Linked DNA regions of Homo sapiens: all the other regions are linked to region 3. The links are chromatin contacts, found by Hi-C or POLR2A ChIA-PET in ENCODE. All regions are on one chromosome and are shown on one strand. The core of a region is the stretch at or near the end of the contact, and the rest is flanking DNA. Distances in the headings are between cores, read along the strand shown.

Region 1 (6,289 bases), core at 906-3,405, 2.1 Mb before region 3:
CTTAGGCCAGAGATAAGGCAACAGAAATAAGATCTAAACTCTCAAATCAGGAATGGAATCTGTCACTGGAGGTGCAGTTGGACTGAGCCTTGATTCCATCTCCAGGCAAGATGCTCAGTATCAGACTGCACGGCAGCGGTTCTACCCTTGCTGGTTAATTTATAGAGTTCAACTGTCTATGTTAATGAAACCCTTTGTGGGTATGGATAATCAAGAACAGACTGTATCTTGTATGGTTTTGACTTATAAGAGAATTTTTTATAGTTCCATTACTTAAAATATATAAAATGAGTTAAAAAATGAAAGAAACAGTCCTCTTTTTTCCAAGCAGTGGCCACAACGTCAATATTCCTGGTTACCCTACATTAGAGTATGCTTCCAAAGCTGTGTGCATAACATGGAATTCTTTAGAGTAGCCATTACTGCATTTTCCCAAGGGAAATTTGCAAGAATTGGATACATCAGAATTTAATCAGAAACTAAAGCCATGTCTTTTCCCAGAACATGCCCCAGACGTGGTTTTTAATTTTTTGTTGTTGTTATTTTGGTTTTTTAACGAATATGGTTTTTAACTGACCTATAAGACAGTCCATTTAAATATATAAATTTTTAATAGCCTTCCAGGGGCCATTTCCTAAATCCCACTTCAATCTTTTCTGCCGTGAATTGTTAGTGTATACCGAGTGGAAAGAAATGGGTGAGGGTGAAAGGATTTGGTGATAGACAAGAATGGGAGAGAAAATAGTGAAAAACAGAAACAAGTCCCATTCCCTCTGCAATGAACTTGTCTCAAAGTAGAACCAGTGCTGACAATAATGACAATTACACTCTTTCAATCATAGCTATTTAACCATAAAGTAGAAAAATCAAGAAAAGTAAGATGTTGTAATACAATAAATACTTCCCTTCAAGATCTAGTGCATTCGTATGGACTTGCTTAAATTTAGATTCCACTTAATAAGGGAAAACGAAAATTTCCATTTGCGCACAGAACCACTAATTTTGTGCCAAAAACAAAGGCAAAAAGAGGGGACACCAAGATCCTTGCTGGTTCAAAGTCAAAAGGCAAAATGGAAGAAATAATGAGACAAGCCGAAGCCGACTAACACGCAAGAAGAGTTCATCAAACAGGAAAAAAAAAAGTTTAGAAACTTTCAAGCACTTCTGGTAAATGTCTCATGAAAGTTTTGCCCATGTTTCAGTTCCTCTAAAGAGTTACGCTCCATCAATCACTACAGATGGCTTTGAGTCCCCAAGGCCTCGATGCATTATTGTTCTAAGGAAACGCCGCAAAGCTCCTGAGCCGAGTATCCTGTGGGCAATGGACACTCAGGACCCTGCGCTTCTTGTCCAAGGCTTTCTGGTCGGCCTCTCCCACAAATGGACTTCAGATGCAGTGCACGCCCGGAAGAAAATACTTCCCAACTGTTGCATCGCGTGAACCAAAACAGAAAGTCAGACGACCACCGGAGTACTCCAATTCTCCGGTGAAAAACTCTCCCACAGACACCATTTTTGTATTTTTATTTTTCATTTTTTGCGTCTGATGGACGCTCGCAACGACCCTCTGCCTCCGAGCCTCACAAGAGGGAACTGCACCTGTCACTTCGCTCAGGACCCTAGCCCCACCCGCCCGACACCTGTCAAGTTGAAGCCGAGACCCCTCGCCCAAGAACCCAGAATCCTGTCACCATTCTGCAGACGCTCCGCCGTGGCGGGGGGCAGGGAGGGCGCCTCCTCCCGCCGGGACCCGGCCCCTGGCGAGGACGGATCCCCGCCGAGCCGCCTTGGCGCCCGCCCTACGCACACCCGGGGCGCCCTTCCCGCGTGAGGCGACGGCGGCTCTGCTCGCTCACCTGACGAGAGGCAGGTCCTCCGGGCCGCTGTCCTGCTCTGGGTCCTCCTCAGGAGGGGGCGGCGGCGGCGGTGCCGGGGGTTCCGCGGCGGCAGCGGCGGCGGTGGCGGCCGTTTTTCGGGGGGTTTTGGGCGGCATGACGCCTTTCCGCGGCGGGAGCCAGCGAGCTGTGGAGGAGCGCCGGGGAGGACGACGCGCGCGCACGTCGGGGCACGCCCCGTCCTCTCCCGACTCCCGTTACAAAAATAATTTCAACGTCCCCTGAGAAAAACCGGACGCGCCCTCCCCCGCCCGGCAACTGAGCGCCGCGTCCAACCGCGGGAAAACGTCACTTCCGCCCGCGGCGTCACGTCCGCGAGGCTCCCGGGCCCGCCGGCGTCTGTGGGGAACTGGGGCGCTGGTCGGTGCGCGGGCTGGGACGCTAAGTCATGAGGAATTAAACTGGGAAACCTGGCGTGGGTCCAGGCGCCTTCCAGGAGGCATCCGGCGCGGCCCGGACGTGCTTCTACCCAGAACCACCCCCTCCAGGCCGGGGTGCACTTAACGGGGCTATACAAAGAGTCTGGTGGGTGACTGTGGGCCTCATCCCTATCCCGGGGTCTGATAGGGAAGACTCTCGGGCCCCGCAGGGAATATCTGGCTAGTGCACCCTCGGCGGGAGCGCCACTCTCCCTCCTTGGGCGGCGCCCCCCACCTCTCATCCCGCCCAATCCGTTTTGCAAAGTCGGCCAAAACAAAAACAAACTTGGAGCGCTGATAGGTGCGGAACTTTACCAGTCACTTAGAAGATAGAAAATGTTAGACACTTGCTGGCCTTTTGGGATCACTGGTTAGGGAAAGGAAGGGAGGGAGCTGTGGGGAATGAACGGATAGTAGTGTAATAAAGGATTGTAGTGGTGTAAGAACGGGAAGCACCGTGGAAACGTCTGAGGAAGATTTTCAGGGGAGCAGTAGCTGCTGAATAGAAGTCTGTCAGGCAGGCCTGACATTTACTATGTACCAGGAACTGTGCTGGCCACCTTACATAATTGTCTTATTTAATCCCCAGAAACAGCCTTTTTTTTCTTTTTCTTTCTTTCTTTTCTTTTTTTTTTTTTTTTTTTACTTTAAGTTCCGGGATACAAGTGCAGAACGTGTAGGTTTGTTACATAGGCATACGTATGCCATGGAGGTTTGCTGCACCTATCAACCCGTCATCTAGGTTTTAAGCCTTGCATGCATTAGCTAAGAAACAACGCTTTCCAATGGGTAGTATTAGCTAGTCTACGTTGCAGATGAGGAAACAGGCTCAGAGGAGTTAATTTGTCCAATACCAGGGCCGATGGGTAGCAGAGAATTTGAACTCAATTCTATTTGATTCCACTTGTCCATTATATTATGTTTGATGAAGAAAACAGTGACAGAGAAGGAGCATGTGCAAAGGCACAAAGACATCAGAAAAGAGCTTGCTGGGACTACCACCATCAAACATTGGCTTAAAGCTGTTATCACTTCTGTGTCTCGGTATTTGTACCAATAGATTATCTAGTTTGAATACATTTTTTTTTCTCTTTGGCAGACACTGTTATTGCCCATCTGAACTCGTCAACTGAGAAGGAAAGAGATGGTTTATGCTGTGAATAAAATACAGTTGTGCTGTGATGTAAATCCCCTCATCCTGGAGCAGCTGAGCAAGGTCTAAGGCAGGAAGAACCTTCAAGCAGGTCATGGCTGTAAGCCTCCTGAGTTTATCCCAGCAAGTTGTATAAGGGATTATCTTTTTATCTGCATATTATGACATATGTGAGGATGTGTAAAGGTTTGGCAAGCACTGGCCTACTCAACAGCCAGTCCTACCTAACTTCAGAAATCTTTCTTGTGGGCAAATGTCAGGAGATAGGGCCCAGGCCCAGGTCCAGCTACAAAGAATGAATACAATTAAAGTGCTACTTCCATTCACCTCACCCCAGATTAGTTTAGGCAAGAGCTCAGGATGCAGTTTTGACATTTGAAAGATAAGGAGTAGTCTGCTGGGAGCCTGATAAATTGAAACAGGGATGGCACAGTTCTAAATATTATTAAATAATAGTAATAATATTAAGTATTACTGAGGATGTGACACTTCTGATTGCTGCAGCCATTGTAACGTGAGGCAAGCCAACCTACAGAGAAGGTAGAAATGCTGATATTGGTGCAGGAGGAATTTCAAAAGAATCTGGATCCTCAGTGTTATAAATGAGCCTCTGATTTGGCCAGCCCTGGAGCTGACCTAAGCTGAGCTGAGGTTTTCACTTGTTTGCAACAGAAAGCATCATGACTGATAATGTTTCTCCTGTGCTTATCTTCAGGATAGAGACCAAATCTTGGGTATCATCATTGCCTTAGTACCTAGCACAGTGTTACACACACAGTAAATGCTTGCTTACTAAAAGTAGGGATGGCAGGAAAGTGAAGGAAAGTTCTAGGAACTGAAGTAAACTCTCTTCATACGTAGATATCACTTGCTTTATTTAAAACCAGTTTATCAACATCTAGATTACATTTATGTAATCTAGATTTATTTATTACCATATTACAATTATGATAAAGAGATTTCTCAATTTACAAAAGAATATATGTCTTGACCATGGATTAATTTAACTATGTTCACTAGTATGTAAAATATATTTTCCTGCAGCCATAAAAAGGAATGAGATCATGTCCTTTGCAGGAACATGGATGGAGCCAGAAGCCTTTATCCTCAGCAAACTAACGCAGGAACAGAAAACCAAACACTGCATGTTCTCACTTATAAGTGGGAGCTAAACAATGAGAACACATGGACATGAAGAGGGGAACAACACACACTGGGGGATTACTTGAGGGTGTAGGGTGAGAGGACAGAAGATCAAAAAACTACCTATCAGGTACTACACTTGTTACCTGGGTGGTGAAAAAATCTGTACACACCAAACCCCAGAGACACACAGTTTACCTATATAACAAACTTGCACATGTATCCCTAAACCTAAAATAATAGTTTGAAAAAAGTGTGGTGTATATATCATAATATATACACATAAATAGATACACACACACACACACACACACACACACACACACACATACACACATACATACCATAAAATAGACCCAGGAAGGGGAACAACACACACTGGGGCCTGTAGCGGGGAAGGGTGGGGAGAGGGAGAGCATCAGGAGAGCTAATGGATGCTGGGCTTAATACCATGGTGATGGGTTGATCTGTGCAGCACACCACCATAGCACACATTTACCTGTGTAACAAACCTGCACATCCTACACATATACCTGGGAGCTTAAAAGTTGAAGGAAAAAATAATAAAATATATTTTCATCCACACAACTCAGAAGCAATTGAGTTCACCATCAAAATCTTTAGTTTTCTGTTGCATTACCAAAGAAGTATTAGAATTTCGGCAGAGTCTAGACCAGGTACGGTGGCTCACGCCTGTAATCCCAGCAGTTTGGGAGGCCAAGGCGGGTGGATCACCTGAGGTCAGGAGTTTGAGACCAGGCTGGCAAACATGGTGAAACCACATCTCTACCAAAAATACGAAATTAGCTGAGTGTGGTGGCAGGTGCCTGTAATCCCAGCTACTCTGGAGGCTGAGGCAGGAGAATCACTTGAACCCAGGAGGCAGAGGTTGCAGTGAGCTGAGATCATGCCACTGCACTCCAGCCTAGGCGACAAGAGCAAGACCCCATCTCAAAAAATATATATATATATATATATATATATATATATATATATTTCAGCAGAGTCTTAAAAAAATTCCCCCTGAACTTCTTGAAATTCATGGATCTCTTCCAACCTGCTTGGTAATTTTAAGAAGATTGCTGTAAGACTCCTACAAAAAATATATGTATTTCTTAGATTTTCTATCTAGAGAGGGAACTCTCTTCAGTTTGAGACTCCTTCAGTGATATTAAAATTTGGGGAAGGGTCTAAAAAGTCTTCATCGTTCTAAAAAGCCTTCCTTCAAAGTTTTTATACCCCCAAGCTACCACACTATTTCCATTTCTTAACCATCTAGCTTCTTAGAAGGGTAGTCCCCATTGGTTCTCTCTGCTTCCCCAATTTCTCAGCCTGCTGGCCCCTGGCTTTCTTTCACTACCACCAAGAGCCCCCTTCTGAAATCACTCTTTCAAATGTCACTGATGATAGTTGTCAATCCCATGGCTTCTTTTGGTCCTCAACCTACTTGACCTTTCTTGCAGTCAATATAGTTAACCACTTCCTCTTAAAAATTCCCTAGTCTTCCACAAATCTATGGTCTCCTTGTTCTCCTCCCTTGTTACTTCACAAATTCCTTCATTAGTTCTCTTTCTGCCGGTCCCTTCAATGCAAGTGCTCCCTAGAGTAATGCTACTCAAAGTGTAGTTCTTGGACCAGTGACAGTCTGCGAACTGTTTGTGTTTAGTCCACAAGGAAAT
Region 2 (7,247 bases), core at 3,511-6,010, 2.3 Mb before region 3:
TCACCTCACCCAGTCTACGTTGAATTACTTGAAAATAGGTGACAGGTAATATAACAGGACTCACCTGCATATATAGATGATATTTAAAACCCTGGGGCTGGGGTTTTGGGAAGTAAGTGAGGAAAGTGTCTGAGGATTTAACCCTGGGGCACTCAAACATTTGGAAGTCAGGAAAAATGATCCAGCCTAGAGAACTGAGGAGCAACTAATTAAAGAGAAGAAAAATGCAAGCAAGTGACAAAGTGTCCTAAGGAGAGCATTATCAACCATATCAAATTCTGTGTAAATGTCGAGTAAGAGGAAACCAGAGAATATTGCACCCTCAAAGCCACTGTGACTGCCACAGGTGTGACCACCAAGGGTGTGACTGCAGTAGTGGTGGGGATGGGGTTCTGCTTGTAATGGCTTGAGGTCAGAATGGGAGGTGGGAAAATGGAGACAGCAGATACAGATAGCTCTGTCTAGGAGTTTTGCTGTAGAGAGGAGCAGTGGGATAGGGTAACAGGAGGAAGACACGTGTCCATGAAAGGGTCTCCCCTCCCCTCCTCTCCCCTCTCCTCCTCTCCCCTCCCCTCCTCTCCCCTCCCCTCCTCTCCCCTCCCCTCTTCTCTTCTCCCCTCCCTTCCCCTCCCCTCCCTCTCCTGTCCTCTCTTCTTTTCTTCTCTTTTGTTTTCTTTTCTTCTTTTCTTTTCTTTCTTTTCACGGCGGGCACTCTTACAGCATGTGTGTGTGCTCCTGGGAGTGGCCCAGGAGAAGCTGACATTGAGATTGCAGGGGAAGGGGTCATTCAAGGCGCACATGCTTTTTTCCTAGGAAAAAAATATTAAAGCTATTTTCCCTGTGCTCCTGTTTTTCAACAGCTAATGATTTGTGTATCATGTTTGCTCAGCTTGGCTGCCATCCTGGGTAGAGCCCCACACTGAAGTGTAAGTGTCAGTCAGCATCAGTCTATGCAGTGCTTCACTGAGGATTATATCTAAAATAGTGTCAAAATCATCTCTGAGTGGCTGAGTGAGCAACTGTAAATCAGGATGCTTGAAATCACTCCCCCTAATAAACACCTCTTTCCGCCAGGACTGCTAGACTTGGCTACATTTTATAGAGAAAATCGTTTGAAAAAGCTCTGCCAACAAACTATCAAGCAAGGCATCTGCGAGGAGAATGCCATCGCTCTGCTCTCGGCTGCGGTGAAGTATGATGCACAGGTAAGGAAAGCTTGCTTCCAGCTGCCGGCCTCCTGGAGAAATGGAACCCAGGTGTCTGCCTCGTACCTTAAACTAAAAGAAAGTCTGGGTAGAGGAAATATTTAATATTTTTTAAAAAATGAAGTAACAAGAGTACTAGACAACGTATAAGCAAGTATTTATATAATGTTGGGATGGACATCAAAGGCAGAAGCCATAAAGGATTTATAGCTCTGATTTAAAAAGATAAGAAACTTTTATCCACTTAAAAATACCATAGAGAAACTTACAAAGTAATGAGACACTGGGAAAAATACTTGCAACATATAATGAAGTCTGTTTACCAGAGTGAAAAACAAAAAGACAATAGGAACAGTTTGGTTGAAAGAAATGGACCAAAGAACAAATGGCTCTATAAATAGACAAAAAACATAAATGAAAACAAGGTATAACTTTTCACCTGTCAAAGCAGGAATATATTTTTAGAGATAATGTATAGGATCAGAATAATGGTGTTCTCCTAAACTGCTGATGAGAGTACAAATTGGTATGGAGAACAATTTGGTATAATATGTATTAAGCACCTTAAATTAAAGACATAATTCTTCAAGGAATTCACTCACAAGTATTTATCTTGAGGAATTAATCATGGATTTGCACAAAGACTTAGCTTCAAAGGTGTTTACTTCAGCAGTTTATAATTTTGAAAAATCAGAAAAAGGTTAGTGTGAATAGTGGAGGCTTGTTTATAAAATGTTAATATCAAGAAATTATGCAGCTATTCAAGATATATCACTAAGTGAAAAACTTATCCTATTTTTATTTTTTGAAAAAGTATAAATAGCTGAATAAAAAACTAAAATTCATTATCTACATAGAAAAAAAGACTGAAAACTATGCTTAGTGGTTATCATTGAATGGTGGGATTGTGGGTGATTTTTATTTTCTTCTCTTTGCTTATTTTTTTTTAACTTTTACAGTGACCATGTATTGTTATGATAATAAAGAAAGGAAAGAAAACCAATCTTAGAACCAAATCTTTAGGAAACAGGCTGTAACATCTTCGAGTCAGTTTCCTTTTGGTATAAGGATATCCTCTCCTTTGGTCAAAGAAAACAGAGACATTTTAGTAGATGAAAGGTTATAACTTTTTTTCTGTTTACATAAATAATACTATGCTTATTAAAGAAAATTTGTAAAAGACAAAAAGTGAGGAAGGTAATGACTCATCAACCAGAGAACATTAGCACTTTCATATAACAGCTTCTGAGTTTTTGTTTTATGTCACATTATATATTTGTAAATACTTGAAACCTAGATTTTTTTTCACTTAACATTAAAAAAAAAGTACTACCTCAAAACAATGACATTTAACAGCACAGTGAATGTTTTATATCAAGGCAATAACATATTGGGCACTTACAACACAGAATGTTTCATGGTCAGACAAAATCCATGCACTTTTCCTAGTCCATTCTTGAGCATCACAGTGATGAGCCACGGTGATGGAGGGCCATCTCAGATGTCAAGATGGTGGCACGTGGTGTTTGCATCTGAATCAGGCTTCATTTTTAATACTTTTTTATATTCTCTATTTATGTGAATTATTTGTCTGGCTACCTTCCAGCTCTCTGTTTTCTAGAAAGTAAGCTCTTTGAGGCATGGCAGGGACTTTGTTTTGCTCACAACCATATCCCCAGCGCCTAGGACGGTGTCTGACACAGAGTAGGTACCTACTAAATACCCCTTTCATGGATGTTCAGTTTTGCCTATAGAGATGCACTGTTGTACTACAGCCTGTCCAGCTAATTGCTGTACCCTAAATTAGTATAATAGACTATAAGTAAAATAGACTGTATATGTACTTAATGTAAAATACAAGCTTTCGTAAATAAAGAACAGTGCTGTATTTGATTTGCCTGGCTCAAATAAGCAAGAAATGGGCTCTTTCAGCAAATTATTATCCCTCATGCTGGACTGTCACTTAGTACATAATTAATATGAGCCAGGGATTATTCTAAGCACAGTTCATGTTTCATTTACTCCTCAAAACAACCTTATATGACATAGGCATTATTATATTAGATCCAGTTTATAAATGAGAAAACTGAAGCTTGGAAAGATTAAGTAATCTGAGTAAACTAGTAAACTGCAAAACTGGGATACAGTCCAAGATTGGGCACATTTTAAAACCGCATGTTTAACTACAATTCTCCATTGTCCTCAGTATTTTGAAATCAGGAGTATTTATGCATGGATTCAACAAATATTCACTGAGTGCCTGCTACATGCCTGGCACTGCCCTACGCACTGGGGTACTGCAAATGAACAAAACAATCCAAAATCTCTGCTCTCATGGGAATTTCTGGTGAGGGGAGATAGGTGATCAATAAATGAATAGGATATATAGTATGTCAGATGGTGACAAGTGATATGGAAAGAAGTAAGACAGGGAAGACAGCCTAGGGAATGCCATCCTGAGATGAAAGTTGAAATTTTAAATAGAATGGTCAGGGAGGCAAGACATCAGTGAGCAGGTGACTCAAGCAGAGACCTGAAGGAGGTGTGGGTGGTGTGTTCTGGGAAAAGCAAGCCCGGTGTGGAGGGAGCACAGTGGGGAGGGAAGTAGCTGATGAGGCAGGGAGATGGTGCGGTGGAGGTGCACAGTGGCGTGTGTGGGAGGAGGCAGGGCCTGCAGAGTCCATAGGCAAGTTTCAGGAATCAGAGTTCCAAGGTGAGTGGCCATCAGAGGGTTTGGAGAGGAGCAGATATGATGGGCATTTGAAGTAATCCTCCTGCCTCCTGGCTGCTGTGTTGAGGAGGGAGGGAGGGAGGTAGGGAGAGAGAGAGAGGGTGAGAGAGAGAAGAGAAGAGAGAGAGAGAGAGAGAGAGAGAGTGTGTGTGTGTGTGTGTGTGTGTGTGGAGAGAGAGAGAGGGTGAGAGAGAGAAGAGTGTGTGTGTGTGTGTGTGTGTGTGTGTGTGTGTGAAGGAGGGTACTTAGGAGGCTGTATAATCCAGTAAGTGATGATGGTGGATTGGTCCAAGTTATCACCTGTGGGGATGGTAAAAAGTGGTTAAGATTTTGAATACATTTTGAAAGTAGAGCCAACAGGATGTGCGGATGGATTAGATGTGAGGAAAAAAAAGACGACTGAGGAGGTTCTGTCCCTCAGCAGCTGTAAGGATGAAAGTGGCATCTATTGAGATATAGAAGATAGGAGCAACATTTTGGGGGAAATATCAGAAATTTGGTTTTGAATATGAGAAGTATGTGATGTCTATTAGACATCCAAATGGAAATGTCTAATAAGCAAATTGGATAAGCAAGCCTGGAAGTCAGAGAGAAATGTGCTGAAGTCAAAGCTATGAGGCAGTGACGTGAGACAGGTTTGAAGATTAAGTCCTGAGCACTCTGTGCTTAGAGGTTAAGGAGATAAGGAGACACCAGCAAAGGAGACTGAAGAGGAGTGAGCAGTAACGGAAGAGAGAAACCAGCAGACCGTTTCCTGCAGGCTGGGAAAGAAAGCGAAACAGGAAGGAAGAAGTCCGAACCACACCAGATGCTGCTGGCACGTCTGCACGAGGACTGAGAACTGACGAGTGGGTTTGGCGATGAGAACGCCGGAGGGGCCTTGGCAAGCAGTTTTAGCGCAGTGAGGCGGGAAGTCTGATCGGAGCGTGGAAGTAGAGGAACTGAAGATGGGGAATAGAGGCAGCTTTTCATGGTAATTTTATTATAAAGATAAAAAGGAAGAGCTTTGGGGCATTTGAGGTAAAACATCTTTACTTTTTTAAGATGTGGGAAATGGAAGCTTGTCTAATGATGCAAATGACTCAGTGAAGGGGAACAAGCCAGTGATGCAGGGGACAGTTGGTAGAGCAGGGCCCCTTAGTAGGTGGAGCAGTGGGATCTAGTGACAGAGCAAGGGCTCTGCTTTCTATAGGGTCTTGGACCTTTGATCCAGAGAAGATTGCATCCACAGGCCTCTCTGTAATAGGCAAGGAGACGTGGTGGGGAGAGCTTGTGGAGGTTCTTTTCAAGTGATTCTGGTTCTCAGTGAAATAGGAAGTCATGTCAGCTGAGGATGAGGATGAGAGGGGAGATGTCAGGCTTATGGGGAGAAGTATGAGAGTCCTGTAGGAGAATGAGCAAACTAGGAGAATGTGGTAGGACTGCAGGACAGAACAGAGGGCCCCATTTTGAACATGAAGCCATACAGAGTGGTAGCATTCAAAATAGACTACAATTCTTTAACTGAAAAATAATGGGGGCCTTGTTTTCTATGGACAGAATTCCCCTATAACCAGTACCACCACCCTATGCCAATTTATTGAATTCTTAGAATCACAGGAACTCTTTCCAAGTCCTGTCCTTAATTTAGTATTTAGGGGAAGATCCCACTCTAGAATAAAGTAAAGGAGCATGGATCCAAGTGATAACTTTTTAGGGTCCTTTCATTCTCCCATTAATTAGCAATTTTCCTGATGCTGTCCAGATCTGTGAGGCATCAAACTGCCCAGCCACCTAACTCCAGACACACTCTAATGTGTGTGGTGTAGGTATGAATTCCTCCATTCCTCTCTGTAGACTTCAGCCAAAGAGATGATGCATCTCTATCTGGTTTCACTTTTGTGTGCTGTAGGCAAAAATGTCATTTCTAAAAATTTAAGCAACAGCACATAATTTTAAATGGACTCTGAGATATTCAGCATGTATCATTGAAGCACATTTTTATGTATAGTATGCTGTGATGACAAGTGGGTGTGTGAATTTTCCCTGTTTATCACTGAGGGCTTACCTGGGACAGAGACACATCATATTGCTGGTGTGGTACCAACAGCCTGCCCAGTTATCTTCAGGCATGAAATAAACATTTTCCTAGTATAGTTTCTTTCTTTTCTTAAAAGAAAATGTACCGTAGGTTTATATGTACATTGGCAAGGCTATCAGCATTGCTATTTTTTTTATTTTTTCCATCTTCAGCATTTGCTATAATTTATGTCTAAAGAAGAAAAGACTATCGTGTGTAATGTTCATATGTAATTGCTTAGAAAGTATTTGGGGCTTTTATTTTTTATAAATTACCTACAGTAGCTTGGAGAGGAAACTTTTAAAAATTGACCACCACCTAGCAGCATCTTGTCCTAGGCCAAGTAGCCTAGGGTTTGAGGCATATTGGAGGTCTCAGCACCCTGCCCTCACTTCTCCAGGGCCAAAAAGCATCTGGTCAGCCTCATTCTGATTTTCAAGTTATAGTTCTAATCAAGAGAATTATTACAGCATTATTCTTTGGCCCAGAGTGCATTACAGTAAGCCAGAAAACACCAATCTGTTGGGTCTCTCTTACCAGAGACTTGGAAGTCATGATTTCTTTAAAGCATTTTCCCAGTTGAGATTATTGAAGGCATATGTAGTGTGATCAAATCCATCCATCCCATCCTGTGTCGTCTCATAAAGAGAAAAAGCGGTGGCCTGTTAATGACTTCAGAGCAGCAATTTCTTGGCATTACTGCTTTTTATGGCTTACCTTTTTCTTCCATCAACTCTTTATAGGCAGACATACTTAAAGACGCTGATATAAATATAAAAGAGGAGTATAGGGCTTTTAACAATTATTGAAAGTGAAATCAACAGTTACAAATACTGTCACTAGACAAAGGTACCAAGGAATTCACACACTCACATGCCTATCTCTGGGAAGAAAAAGTTAGATTCTTTACCTAGGTTAGTGCGGAGGAACTTGAATGTTACTCTGTGCTACTTAAATTTTTACAAGCATAGATGATTCATACTTGTTATACTTTTTATGACTATTCTTTAGGTATTACCATGCCATCATTTCCTCCACTTGCCTATTAAATCCTTTTTCTTTGCCTAACTTGTTTTAGCGATTTTCATGCTATGTTGCATTGAATTAGTAAATATGAATTTATTAAACCATCTTTGTTGTTGTTCCTAGGATTTAGAAGAATTCTGCTTCAGGTTTTGCATAAACCATCTGACTGTAGTAACACAAACATCAGGTTTTGCAGAAATGGACCATGATCTCCTGAAGAACTTTA
Region 3 (6,727 bases), core at 838-3,337:
CAGGTCAATGCCTTTCATCTTCTACAACCTCGACGTTGCCTGGAATCCTAAATCTTTTTCTTCACTTAACAAACATCACCTCTGCTCAAATCTGCAACTGCTTTGATATCACACTGCCTTTTTCACCCCTCTATTATAGATGGCATTTATTTACTTACATGTTTTTTCCCCACTAGACTATACTCCTTGAGAACAGCGATTGTGTCTTATTTATTTCTGAATCACCAATTCAGACAGGCATGCAAACACTTGCTGAACCAATGCACAAATATATTTTGCTCTTCTTCATAGATTCCTCCGGCCTCAGATGACCAGGCACCACTAGATACAGAACACTGTGCTTTCCTTCTCCAAGGTAAAGGAATAAATATCTGTTCCCCTTCATGAAGTGTTACTGTTGGGCCTTTATGCCATCCTGAAGCCACCAGGATGTGGAACCAGATCAGGGAGGTCCACAGTTACAACCCCTTGTATCTGTAACACCAGCAGGACATTATCTACAGAGTCCTGCTGCAGGGCCCCGAATGAAGACAGCATTTTGCTGCTTTGTAGCGTGAGCAGTGCTGTAACAGTGATGCATGGATGTTCCTCTGGTGTCCTGAAAGAATGTAGGTGCTTCTTGAAAGCTCTCTGCAACTTATTAATTGGGAGTGATTATGCGATGGAGAAAACAGAGTCCCATCACCCCCTCAGTCTTCCCTGGGAAATCACAAGAGGGCTGATAGCTCTCTGTGAGGTGAACCGTTTCTAGAATCCCCACCGTCTCGTCCTGTTCTTCCGCCCACCCAGTTCCTCAAGATAGCCCCTGTGGGCTTCTGATGAAGTCACCACACCACTGGCTAATGAAGTAGATAAACCAGAACAGTTTGGTTTAACATTTAAGGTCAGAAACAGGAACTTTCTAGAGGAGAAATCAAAAAAGCAAAAGAAGTATAAGGGCAGCCCTCCAACCAGTCAGAATACCGTGACCACCTGAGAGGCCCGTGGCCCAGCGGACACGGACGCATGTCAACTCTGGAGCAGATATCTTCAGCGCAGCATCTGACCTGGGAGTACAGCCACATACCCTCATTCCTAAACGGCAGATTGACTACTGGAGTCACACACAGTCTCCGGGCAATGTGGAGACATGTCTAATATTTAGTCAACATAACTCAGGGTGCCACAGTCTTCACAACTGTTGTGAGCACTTGAGGATGCTCCATTTGAAGATAGGAATTTGCCCTCAAGCATCTGGGGTTTGGGTACAGAACAGAGCTTCCCCTGCCACCACCTGCTAATTTTATAAAATGTGCATTCAAAAAAAAATCCTGCCTGTAAGAAGGAATTAAGCTACCCATTTAAATATAACAGCTGCCTGTGCAATCTACTGCTGCTCTTTATAGGAAACGCTTAAATAATTGAGATACTTAATTGGGTTAAAGAGATCCCTAGCACATAGATGTTCTATAAATAAAAGAATGAGTAAATAATCTAGTAACCTTCCTTTTCATGTCCTTCACTTAAAGAGATCGTTCTGTTTTGTTTGCACCAATAAGATCACTGTTAGAGGACTCCAGAGAGGTTTGATTTCAGGTGGGGTGGGGCTTTCCCAAGGAAGTCCCTTTTCATTTGTTTCAGGTGTACTGCCACCTTTTTCCCTGGCTCTTTCACTAAAAATGAAAAATTTGTTGATCTTTGCTGTAAGTAGGTAGGCATCTGGGCTTTGCTTTTGCAACTAGAGTCAAAGAAGTCAAGTTATCAGGCTGATCTTGCCTTGCTATCTAGAATCAGAAAGGTTTAAGTAGCCCAGGGACTACTCAAAGACAGCTGGAGGAGAAAGGGAGAGAGAAAAATGCTTATAAAGAGGTGGGCAAAAGAGCGGGACCTTGTCTCAAAAAAAAAAAAAAAAAAGAGGAAGTGGTAGGAGGTGTCTGAATTTCACTGTGACCTGTTCTGTCAGGTGATTTTTGGTGGGGCGGGGACATGAAAAAAAAGTTAAAATGTCCTTATAAAGACAAAATCTTTTTCTTTCCTGGCTGATGATTTGTCATTCTAGTCACTTCCTGCCTTGTGACCACACACCCAGGCTTGACAAAGCTGTTCTGCAGATCAGAAAGAAGGGGTTCCTGGTCATACACCAGTACTACCAAGGACAGCTTTTTTCCTGCAAGGTAAATGTTCTTCATGTGTTTTTGTTGGTTTTAAGCGCTTGTGATGCACTTCGGCACTGTTTCTGTGGATTGTGGGTTTTGCCTTCAGGGGACCAGAGATCTGAGCATGTCACCTGAGACCTCTGTGATTCCTGCCACTGTCTAACTGGCCAGGACATCTGCCGCCACCTCGCGTGGCCATCCAAGATGGAGCACCTCGGCTCTCTGGGCTGGGTTCTTCTCAACTTATCTGCAGTTATCACCCCTGCCCAAAATTAAGGTTTCTTTTTCCTTTTAAAACCAAACCATGTTCTGGTTTATTTCTATTGCTCTATTTCACGGAGGCTATTTACTGTGATTTTATCTTCTTTAAAATGTTTTCAGGAAAAGCGCGTATTGATAATTTAGATTGTATGGCTTATTGGCCCAATGGGGGTAGTTTAATTTTAGTTCCTGCGGTTCTGTTTTTCTAAAAAACTTCTTTACAGTACTTTAGTGGATAAATTATCTAGAGTCATATGTTACTGAATGTGATACTGGTTATTTGAGTGATTTTTGGCGCCAAGGGTTTTTAATGGGTGTGCTTTATAACCACATGGAATTAGAGGTTTTCTCTTTTCCATTTGTTCTCTAAAAATAAAAGCAATTTGTATAATGCTTAATTGTAGTGTTTTTGTAGGATTGTCTGAATTATTTGTTATGCTTATGACCATATCAATGAATATTCACTCAAATTCTGGGAGAAAGGCTTTTATCTACAATAGAAATTTTTACACAGTTGATATGGGATATTTATTTCAGAAACTGCCCAAACATAGACACTTTGGATTTTGTAGTATAAGCTTTTACTTAATTACCACTATCACATAACACTAAGAACCATTGACAAATGATAACTATAAAAGCCATTCAGACTGGAAATGCGAACATTAATCAGGATGTTTATCAAAACCGAACTTTTCTTTTACACAGCAACTTGTTTTCTAAAATTACTCTGTCAGAACTATCAGTAAGCAAATAAAGGTGGCTTATCCACACACATCTTGATTTTGAATTTACATACATTTGTCATAAGTTTGGTTTCTATTAAGTATAATTGTTTAAAGAATGTCTGTGTAGACAAATTTGAATAGAATTAATCATTTACCTATAAATGTGAATTTCTGGAAACTGCAAAATGTGACCACCAATGTTACTTTGCACATCTCACCTGAATAGTTTCAAACAAGCAAAAATGTGAAACTGAGATAAGAGGGACTTGAACCCCGTAAAAGAACAGACTAAAAATATGTTGTGTCTTATTTTAAGTAAAACTATTAATGAGAATAAAATAAATTCGAATGTGAAGGAATGTCAGTATTTTTCTTATATTTACGAAGGAATAAAAAAGAACTATGCGAAAGTTAATTCAAAATATAAAGGTCCCCTGTTTAAAGTTAAGTTTACATTGCTAAAGCATCAACCCCATATGTTACAAAGATATTCCTCTTCATTCTAGCTCACCCCCAGGAACATCAGGGGAAAAATCTTCTAGGTCTTGCCCTTTGAACAAGCACTGCTGTGGTGGGATGGAGTTGTGCCTAGGAGGACATTTCCTTAGCAATCCCAGAGACCCTTTTCTTTGTAGCATTTAAATTTTTGTCTCTTTTGTAAATTATGCCTTGAAACAATTGGTAATTTGGGAAACAATTTCAGTGCTTTAACTTCATTTATAATTCTATCTCTGAACCCTTTGGGGAAGGGAAGACCAACAAGTAAAGTCTCATTTACTTGTTGTTAAAGTACCATTTAACTTGGAGAGGACAGGAAATTAATAATAGCACTCAATAATTATGAGCACGTAGTGTAAGCAGCTACTCTTTATGCATTACCTCGTTTAATCCTCTCAGCTACCTTTAGAGATAAGGAATGGGCTAGATAATTGAAGGAACCGGCCATAGGTCACTGGGCAGTTGGGGTGGGGGGCAGTAGATGGCCAGGATTTCAGGCTCCTACTGACTGTGTGTGTTACAGATCCTCCCTTCCAGGCCAGCATATTTTTCTCAGAGGTAGGTGATTATAGACTTTTATTACTGAAGCTAGCTAACAAGATCTTGGCACTCACAGTTTTAAGAGAGAATAAAAGAGAGAGAGCAAGAGAAAGAAGAGAGAGAGAGAGAGAAGAAAAACTTTGTAATAAATTTACAAACATTTTTATTTTTATAAATAAGAGATACCATTGCAGGTTTTATATAATAATGGGCTGAAGAACTATTTTTAAATTAATGCATAATTTTACTAAAGAATTGTGTGCCTTTACAAACTTGCCTCGACCCACTTCCCCAATCTTATTTCTTGTCACTTCCTTCTGTTCAACCTCCCACTACCCCATCCCCTCCCCCGCCACTGCTAACCCACATTTTGGTGCACCAGACCACAAGCCACCAGAAAGTTCCATTCTCTTTCACCTTTTTTCACTGCAACTGTTTCTTTAATTGCATTCTTCTTTATTTTTAAAACTTCTGATCATTTTTCAAGGCGGACTTCAAGAAACATACCCTTTTGGAGGCCTTCCCATCTTCTCCCTGCCCCCACTAAATGTTTCTTTGGTGTGCATTTGCTCAATGCTTTGATCTTGGAGTAAGTATAACATTAATCACATTGTCTTAGTTTCAAGTACTTATTTGCTGACAGACCTGAGCTCCTTCTCCATCTTTCCTGGCACATGTAGATACTAAAGGCATTTATTGAATTGAAAATTTGTCACAAGTATTTTTTTTCTCAGCTTCTTACATACGCATGAAAGACTTTGATTGTACTTATTAACTTAATATTTACTGAGTTTCCATTTATTGCTATGAATGAAGATGCAACAATAATATAATATTTTGCATTCTACCATGTTTCAGCTTTACCGAAGCCCTAGTCTCATTTTAGCTTCAAAGTATCATATAGACATTGACCTCAAGAAATTTAAAAAATTGTACAATGACTAACAAACAGGGAAAATTACAATCTCATTTTTTTAGTATAAATACATTGGTTGGGCCAAAACTTAGCTACCCTTGCCAAAACTATATACCCAATAATGGGCCTCTTTGATGACAAAGAACACAAGGGCAGTTGTTAACTTTTACTTAGTCACTTTGGATTATTCTCAGAAAATTCTCAAGTCAACTTCTCCTTGTTACCTAAAGAGTACAGGCCCTTCTGTGTATACAGGAGAGATGGCAAGCAACTTTTAAAATCAGCTTAGGTAAAATAAAATTAAGAAATCTGCTTATAAGGTTATACTTATGAAGAGTCAAACACTTATAAAATAAGATTATAAAGGCTTGGACTTTATTACTAATAGTAGATTTTATAGTAGAGTGACATTATTTCAGTTAATCTAATTTTCTTCCTAGTGTTTTTTTATCTGCTAGTTTCCCAACTTACAGATATCAAATGAAATGATACTATTTCATCTGTATACTGAACACTGCAGAAATAAACATTAGAATTAGGACACATCAAAATATAAAACTAATCAGTGTCCACAGATTTGAAGAGTTTCAAGTGTTCCTATTTTGCCAGATGGAAGCGCACTCCTTAAAAAAGTGTTAATGTTCTACAGGGTCTTCATTTTGAGGCTCTCGGAAGTCACCTCCTGATTAGATGTTGGTTTCCTAGGGATATCTCCCTATAGCTGCTGTGGCCGTGGTGTTCCCCAGATGGCATCTCCTTGTTGCTTTCCTCAGTTCCCTTCTGATCCAACTTCCTGCCTTATACTATTGACTGTTCCTGTTGTTTTGGTTTGTCAGTTTCAATGCTTACATCAGTCTGCCCAGAAATTGCATAACTGCTCCATCTTGTAAGATATCGGTGGGGGATGGGGGGGAGTGGAAGGCGCTTCAATTAATCATCCTAATAATAACGTTAATACTTACATTGAATCAGGTGTTTTTCTAAGTGCTTTAACCCTATGAAAGCATTTAGTTGTCATACAGTCCTGTGAGGTAGTGTCTGGTGTCCTCTTCATATTTGAAGGCAAGTTCATTCATTCACGTATTTTATTTAATTTTCTACAATTGGATCAATTTTGTCTTAACTGTTGAATTTCAAGGCAACTTCCTGGAATAAACAGGTAGCAAACCATGGTGCTTATTTGTAACTAAGCCCTCAAGTTGAGCTCAAATAATCATAATACTTCCCCAAATAAATGCATCTATATGATAAGTGCTTTTATAAACAAATTATTCTGTGTCATCATATCATCATCATCATCATTATCATCACCATCAGCAGCAGCAGCAGCAGCAACAGCATCAGTAGTCAGCCCCTCTGTACACTTGACTGAGTAGAAGTTGGTTGTTAACAATTACAGGCCTCTGCATGGGTCACAAAACATGATCTCCACCCTCAAAAACTTTAAAAGGTTCTTAGTCTTTTGTTTGTTTGTTTGTTTGTTTTTTGAGACAGAGTTTCACTCTGTCGCCCAGGCTGGAGTGCAGTGGCGCGATCTCGGCTCACTGAAACCTCTGCCTCCTGGCTCACCCAGGCTGGAGTACAGTTGCGTGATCTCGGCTTACTGAAACCTCCGCCTCCTGGGTTCAAGCGATTCTCCTGCCTCAGCC
Region 4 (7,359 bases), core at 1,245-3,744, 2.8 Mb before region 3:
GCGCAAATATTACTAAAAATTGATAAAGTATAAATTAAATGCTCTTTGCCTAAAACTACAAAAGACAATGAGAATATGAATCATGCATTCCCTCTTTTTTTCGGGGGGTTAAGGATGTCTCAGCCCTTAGCTATGTCTGGCTGGTCAGGGAAGAGGGAGAAATTTTTAAATTAGTAATAAAATATGCTTACTATTATATTGTAGAAATGTGACTAGTAAAGAGTAATCATTACATGTGTGTTAAAATAAATCAGGTCTCAATTACTCACACAGATAGAGGAAGTGAAGACACAGACGTCACCAAAAGAAGATAATCCTAGAATGTTTTTTTTAATGCTTATTATTAATTTGGGATAAATTAATTACCCTTATAACTATGCTTGACAGTGTTAACCAGGATTTTATTTTTCCGGAGCATTCAATGATTTGGAGGATTCAGACAAAAGGGAAAAAGAGGGAGTTAATTCAGAAGCATACAGGTGGCTAACGGTAGCCAGCCTGGGATAAAAAATTTTCCAGTTAACCTACACATAGAAAACTAACAGATGATCTATGAAATGAAACAAGACAATATAGTAAAATTTAATGTAGTAGTGCTAAAAAATTTAAATATAAGATTTAATATTAAAATTTTAACAAGATGTTTCTCCTGTCATCATCCCTTCTTCCCACTAACTGGTGTGATTAGAAAGCAAGATTAGTAGGCTACAAAGCTAAAAGCAACATTTCAGGTTATATTTCATAAAAGATGTGGTAAAAATCCTTCATCACTGTTTTCTGTTGGGCCACCATCTGTCTCAGTGAGTACTTCATCTCATTACTTAAGAAAAATTAATTCAACCAAGAAAATATCCAAAAGACAGGGGATTCAACTCACTTGAACATTTGTGGGTGACACAAGATGACAAGAGTTAGTAAATACGCAAAAACTAAATATTTATCCAAACATAAGATCAGAACCACAAAACTCAATTCGTTTCTGCCTAACATATGGCTCAAACTCCTGAGTGGCGTATGTTTAGTACTGGAGCTGGTAACAGCATGGTGATAAAATATTATAGTAAGAGTTCAACTGTTATTTCATTCCTACAATACAGAAGCATACACACTTTGGTTTCAAGAACTAAAAAACACAGACCACAGTAAGAAGCAAAATAATTACGTTGTTCGGTTTTAAAAACCCATAGTGAACACATAATGATTATACCGCAAAAAGAAAAAAAAAATCTCATCAGCCTGCGACTCTTATTTAATAGATGGTCAGACACAAAGGTGTCCAAAGGAACTTACGTAAAATCTCACAAAAGAAAATCTCGAATTCACAATCTCTAGCACCCCCAGCAAATCATCGCATTCCACCCTCTAAAATATCCCAAGGCTTGTAACGCTAACAGTTGAATAAAAGAACAATTAACGACCACATCCATTAAAACAGTCCCTCTTCTGCTCGCAATCTGACAGCGAAATTATCTGTTCATTTTCCTTTACCTAACACATGACGTCGTTTCCAAAGCCGTGTCAAAAGTTCGAAGATCCAGGTTGTTAAAACCGGGCGAGGACTGCAGCCTCGAGTCCACCTCCCGACTGAACAGGTGGTTAACTCGCCCGGGGAGAGGAACTGCCAGGTACTGGAAGCAGCCACGCAGGATCAAACAGAGGGCGGGTTTTCGAGGTTTTAACCCCAAGATGAGCGGGGAAAACTCTCTTCAGAAAAGCGTTCAAGTTCGGCGGCTGCCGGGCGGCCAAAGCCGAAGGCGCCGCGGGTGCTGGGCGATCCTCTCAGGAGGATTCCGCCCCAGCCCCCGCCCCCGCCCCCGCCCCCGAGCCCTCCGGAGCTACGCGGCTCGCCGCGGGGAGGAGGCGGGGGACAGAGAGAAGGGCCGCCCGCGCACCAGCGCCACCTCCCTCGGGCTAGATGCCGCCTCCTCTTGGGCTGGATGGCGCCCCCGGCCGCGCCCCCGCAAGCGTGTCCTGGCTAGGCTCGGCCCCGGCAGGTGCCCGACTAGTAGACCGGTCCTGTCCCCGGCCCCACTGCCCCTCTGCACCTCTGCCCACAGCGCGCCCACAGAAGGGGGTGGTCCGCGCCCCTCGACGGGGCCGAGCCCTGGAGAGTGCCCCGGCCCTCAGTCCCAGCCTAACGGTTTCCGCGGCGCCTCCTCCGGGGCGGGACGGGGTTGGGACGGCTCGGTGTCCCCCGCCTTTCGCGGAGGGAGTGCCCGCGCTCTCACCTCCGAGTCACGCCGTTCTGAGGCAGAAGGCGGCTCCTCTGGCGCCTCTTCTTAGGGTTCCTGATCGTTGTCTCTCTACCTCAGCTGCAGAGTCAGCTCTCAGGGCCGCCGCGGCCGCCGGCGCGCTGACTGTTGGGGTTGTTTCCTGGCAGTGACGCCGCCGCCTCAGCCCCGCTCTTCGCTCCCTCTCCGCGTAGCTCCCGCTTTCTGTTTCACCCGAGGGACCACGAACGCCGCCGCCGCCATGCTTACTACGGAGCCGGGAGGAGGAGCCCGAAGTCGGCGCGCCGAGTGCGGCTGCGCGGGCCCCGCCGACGGAGCCCGCGGCCGGGACCCCGAACCCCCGCCTCGAGCCCGCCGCGCCGGGGCTCTCTCACCGGAACGCGAGTCCCCGCGGGGCCACCGGCGCGTGGCGGCTGAGCGGCCGCGTTTGGCTCCCGGAGCGCCCACACCCTCTCGGGCTTCCGGCTTTCTCCCGAGGCCCGGCTGCGCCTGGCTTGTGGTAGCATCCGCTGTGGCCAGGCTCGGAGCTACACTCAGGAAAAGTGGAGTTAATGGAGGTTCCTAGAGACACTCACACAATTCTCAATCCACATTTCAAAAGGCTCCCCTGAGACGCACCCTGTCGGCCCCTTTCCGAAAGCACGCGAACTTAAGGCTGGCAGGTGCTTTAAAAGACACTCCTCCCAAGGACTAGGAAGCCTCTGAAATGGGCTTGGAAGTTTCTAATCCCAAAGACTTCGAACCCAGGATCTGGATAGCAAGCAAAAATATTTAGATATTTACTCAGTTGAAAACGTGGGGGGTGGCTTCGTGGTCTCTTCGCCAGCCAAATCGCGTGGAAAACCACGACCTCAATTTTTACAACAGCACGAAGACTTACAAGTGAGCGTAGCAGCGACTTCCTGGAACCTCAAACAATGTGGGACGCTGCAATAATGCCTGAGGGCTTTTGACTTACAGTTGCCGCCGGAGACCTGGGGAGGGGGTAGTACTTGGGCCGGTGAGTCCAGCCTCAGGAACTGTCCTTTCAAAAATGGTGATGGATGTAACAAGTTGCATGTCTGGGCTTTATTTCAGTGTATTAATTGTGCGATCTTTTAAAATAGCTGTATTTTTAAAACTGTTTTACAGAAATCTCTTTAAAATGTGATTATTCTCTATATTCTTAAAGAATACAATGGCTAATTAAATCCTTTGTTGATAACTGACTCTCAAACCGATATCTTGGCCATACGTTTAAGTCCCAGAGGATTGCTGCGGTGTATAGAATCCCTACTTTGGTGCTCTCTTTTTTTCCCTCTTTGGAATGTTCTCATCACCTCTTCTAAAATCCTTCACTGCTTTTCATCTCCTCATCTGCCTCTATCCACTCTGATCCTTCCTCTTATTCTTTCTGCTTTACTGTTTATTTTTCATTCTTCTCTCCTTTCTCGGCTGGTTTTCTCTGCGGCTCCAGGTGAAGATTGATGGGATGTTTATGTCCACAGCCAGCTAATGAGAGGTTTCTTTTCTTCTGGTTGTAAATAGGGCAGTGGTATCTTGAGATATTTTCATTGCTCTTCACTATCAGAAGTTCTTTCCCTGTGAGAGATGTTTCCTTTTCTTAACTTTTGGATTTGGCCCTCTTCGAGACAGCTGGCAAGTTGATCTTGGAATAATTGAAGTATAACTGTATATTGTTTCAAAGTATGAGGATTTTATCAGAGTGTGGGCGAATGGGGTGGCTTCCCCATCTTACTGCCCAACTATGCTTGGTCTGAGACTAAGATAGTGGTTTCCAAACTTACCGCTAAGCTAATACTTTCCTACTCTGCTTCCTACTCAGGAGCTTTTTGAAAATACAGAATCCTGCAATCTACCCCCTCAAGATTCTGATTCCTTTGTCCAGGGAGAGGCCAAGACATGGCACTTTTAAAAACTATATTTAAAAAAATATGTTTGGGACATGCCTACATGTAAAGGCAGAGTAAAGAAGATCAGCTGTTTTTGAAGGAGATTAACACATAATTTAAGAATGTTATTGAAGACCTAGAGATTGTAGTCAATAATATGCAATGCAGTAAGGTGAAGTAAAGTGAAGACCAAGGAATTTATGGCCTTTGGAGAGAAGAAAACCCACACATAAATGACCCTAGCATGTGCACCAGTATGAGTTCTCTGGGAACAGAGAGAGGGTCAAGAAATTATGTTGGCTTTGAACAAGTTCTCTTCTCAATGCTTCACTTTTTTTTTATCAATAAAATGGGAGCCATTTTCAATCCTCATCTTTCTTGGCCTCTCAACAATACTCAACACTTTGACCACTATTCTTTCTTAAACATTTCTTCTTCCTTTGACACTGCATTTTCTTGGTTTTCCTCCTTAGTTTCCTAGGCACTGCTTCTCTGATTCCTTTGCATATTCCTGCTGGTCTCCCTAACTATTAAATATAACAGTACCTTAAAATTCAGTTTTAGATTCTTTTCTGTTTTCATTGTAATCTCTTGGCCTAAGCAGCATCACCCACGCCAATGGCTTTAGTTATCATCTATATGCCAGTGATCTCCACATATATGCCTCCAGCCCAGACCTTTCCTCTAAATTCCAAATCTGATCCACTAGTCAAAGTTTGACCCTACCTCTAAATTCCAAGCTTCACTGACATGGCCACTTAATATCTCAAAGTTGCAAAGTTTAGTCCAACTGAGTTCATGAACACTTGTTTTCCTTATCCCCCATCTCTCTAGTTATTCAAATCAAATATCTAGTAGTCAGTAACCGCTGATGTCTCCCTCACCTCCATTCTTCCATTCTCCATATTTGTTGCAGCACTAACTCCTGGCAATTTTATTTCTAAAATCTAATTGGTCTACTTCTTTCCAATCACCACCAATCTAATTCGATCTCACTGTATACAATCTGGGATCCTCCATTCAGTCTCCATTTTGCAGCCAAAATTATCCTCTAAGAAAGCAAATGAGACTATGTCACTACTCCAAAAATCTCCTTAAACAGTTTCTCATTGCTTTAGGATAAGTCTAGAATTCTTAAGGCAGCCTAAAAGACCATACGAGGTCTGGCCTTACCTGCCTTTTCCAGCCTCATCTCACACCATTTTCACCTTGTTTCCTGGGCAGACTTCCTGGTCTTCTTTTAGTTTCTCAAAAATGCTATGATCCCAACAACCAAAGGCTCTATGTACATGCCATTCTCTCCTTTAGTTATCCTATCTCTTACTCATCCTTCAGGTCTCAGCTTGAAAGCGACATCCTTGGGAAAAACATTTCTGACCTCCCAGATACATTCAAGATACCTTGTTATGTCAGCTCTCTTACCACCATATACCCTCCCCTCTTATGACTTACCACAGCTTGTAACTACATTTTGGTATGTGTAACTACTAGGTTAATGTCTGTTGCTCCCCACATTAGGATAAAGACCATGTCTATTTGGGCCTGCACAGTGCCTGGCACATAGAAGCTACCCAATAAATATTTCTTGAATGATTATTGTCCTATGAGTTTATTTCTGGGATTCTAGAAGGTTGTTAGATCGGGAAATTAGATCACTGATCATTTTCAAGAGAGCAATCTTCTGTATGACTAGTGGGAAGAAATGCAGAAATGTGCTGGAAGACAATTCTCTGTGGGACTCTAGTATTTCTGCATGTCTTGTGAGCAGAGGCACTAACAGCTTTTGTTTTAGACTATATTTTCAAGGATTTTTTTTTTTTTTTGGTCAAACTGCCTTGGAAAATATACATAGTGTCCCCTGCCCTGCTCCCCCTCCCCGCCAAGAGCAGGGGCACATTTGTTTACCATCCAATATAGTGAAGATAATGTCTTTGGAGGTAAAGGTCAAGCAGGTTTTCTTGCAGCCTATTATAAAAAGATTGGGGATTTCCTAAGCTTAGATAGAGTTTCTCAGCTGTGAGGCAAACCCACTGCAGGTGCATCACTCACCTGAACCACACCATGTAGCTCCAGGTAAGACCTGGGGGCAAGGGAACTGACTGAACATGACACTGGCGCTGCTTGCTGTGCCATGAGTAATACAGCCCTTTGACTGCAAAGCCCCACGTCTTCTGCCAGCTTCCATGAAACTATAGCAGGTTAAGTGATTAGCTTGCAAGGAGGATGAAATCTCAGACCTTTCATAGTTCTTGACAAAGTACAGTGGGTTAAAGAGAAAGACGAAGATGAAGAAGTCAAACAGCAAGTGGAGACTATTTAGAAAGTTTGGAAAAAAAAGTTTGGTGATGAAGAGGAGAGATGGGACAGCAGATTGAGGTGGGAGGGGTGTGCTGACTGAATTCTCTGAACAATATTGGTGGCCTTAACTCTGAACAGATCCCGACAGAACACTATTGCTGTTGTTCCTCTCTTTGGTTAGGGAACAGGTGCAAATCTGAAAGAGGAGAAGGAGATGGAAGTGGTTGACCTGGAGGTACACCAGTTAAAGCAGCCAGAGCTTTTTTTTTTTTAATCTCTGAGAAGGGGTGTAGTATAATGTGGAGCAGGAAAGACAGGCTTTGGAGTCAGGTAGATCTGGGCTTCAGTCGCAGCTCTATTACTAACTGATTGATTGATCGATCTTAGGCTTGTTATCCAACCTTTCTGGCTTCAGTTCCTCAACTATAAACTAAGGATAAAATACCTACTTTGCAGGATTAAATTTCATAATGTATGAAGATGCCTGGTATATGCTTGATGCTCAATAAATAAATGTGAGCTACATGATTAGGATGTCCTGGCTAATTGTGATTTGGTGAGGTTGGGAAAATCCAGAACCTTCCTCCACATTTCCAAGGATTCTTGGAAAGGAACTTGGCCAGGGTGCACACTTGCTCTGATCCTGTTCCCGTTTCCATCCCACTCTGTGCTTTCCTATGGATGGAACAGCTCCTTCCCTAAAAGCAAAGGAAACAAGACACAGAATAGGAAGCGACTTCACATTTAATGTTGGCCATTCCCACCACAGGGAATTTCTCAGTAGCCATCATTCTTTTCGGATCACACCCTGCCACTATATTGCTGTGGGCCCCTCACCCTAACAAGAACCTTCTCTACATTTTTCTGAATTTCTGGGACTCCTAAAGCCACCTCTCTTTAAAACCACCAGGGGTGGGCCAAGCGCAGTGGCTCATACC

The links. Hi-C counts contacts between places; a loop is a spot of excess contacts on that map. ChIA-PET counts read pairs that join two places held with the same protein, here RNA polymerase II (POLR2A). Pooled maps may share reads with other maps.
Region 1: a loop to region 3 is called in a map of B cell, with 16 times the contacts of the local background. The contact joins the promoter of RB1 here to the promoter of LCP1 in region 3. A Hi-C loop is called at or near these places in 1 of 168 maps with a recorded cell type or tissue (B cell), 1 of 37 single-sample maps with no recorded cell type and 4 of 50 pooled maps. POLR2A ChIA-PET finds 5 or more read pairs at or near these places in 1 of 52 experiments (naive thymus-derived CD8-positive, alpha-beta T cell).
Region 2: a map with no recorded cell type shows a loop between it and region 3 (6-fold over the local background). The contact joins the enhancer-like site here to the promoter of LCP1 in region 3. A Hi-C loop is called at or near these places in 1 of 37 single-sample maps with no recorded cell type and 6 of 50 pooled maps. POLR2A ChIA-PET finds 5 or more read pairs at or near these places in 1 of 52 experiments (B cell).
Region 4: a loop to region 3 is called in a map with no recorded cell type, with 13 times the contacts of the local background. The contact joins the promoter of FNDC3A here to the promoter of LCP1 in region 3. A Hi-C loop is called at or near these places in 4 of 37 single-sample maps with no recorded cell type and 9 of 50 pooled maps. POLR2A ChIA-PET finds 5 or more read pairs at or near these places in 1 of 52 experiments (GM12878).

The regions. Positions count from the first base shown.
Region 1 is chr13:48,299,617-48,305,905 of GRCh38, reverse strand. RB1 (RB transcriptional corepressor 1) reads right to left here and starts at 2,155. Exons shown (of 27, transcript NM_000321.3): 1 at 1,857-2,155. The coding sequence starts at 1,993. It overlaps RB1-DT (RB1 divergent transcript), which reads left to right and starts at 2,204. Exons shown (of 3, transcript NR_046414.2): 1 at 2,204-2,615; 2 at 3,414-3,567. RefSeq lists enhancers at 1,144-1,213, 1,454-1,503, 1,578-2,301, 2,302-3,027 and a silencer at 1,714-2,003.
Region 2 is chr13:48,490,149-48,497,395 of GRCh38, reverse strand. It overlaps RCBTB2 (RCC1 and BTB domain containing protein 2), which reads left to right. Exons shown (of 15, transcript NM_001268.4): 14 at 1,075-1,205; 15 at 7,145-7,247. Among named protein-coding and RNA genes, the nearest start is that of RCBTB2, 39 kb to the left of the region's middle. RefSeq lists an enhancer at 3,836-3,915. Within about 2 kb of position 4,760, at least 30 of the 41 ENCODE cell types and tissues checked have a DNase peak (open chromatin) inside an H3K27ac peak, as active enhancers do; they include B cell, where a contact is called at or near this core.
Region 3 is chr13:46,177,537-46,184,263 of GRCh38, reverse strand. LCP1 (lymphocyte cytosolic protein 1) reads left to right here and starts at 2,087. Exons shown (of 16, transcript NM_002298.5): 1 at 2,087-2,153. RefSeq lists an enhancer at 1,995-2,424.
Region 4 is chr13:48,971,047-48,978,405 of GRCh38, reverse strand. FNDC3A (fibronectin type III domain containing 3A) reads right to left here and starts at 2,494. Exons shown (of 26, transcript NM_001079673.2): 1 at 2,229-2,494. RefSeq lists enhancers at 1,460-1,559, 1,720-2,339, 2,230-2,529, 2,340-2,959, 3,230-3,289 and silencers at 1,700-2,179, 2,510-2,779.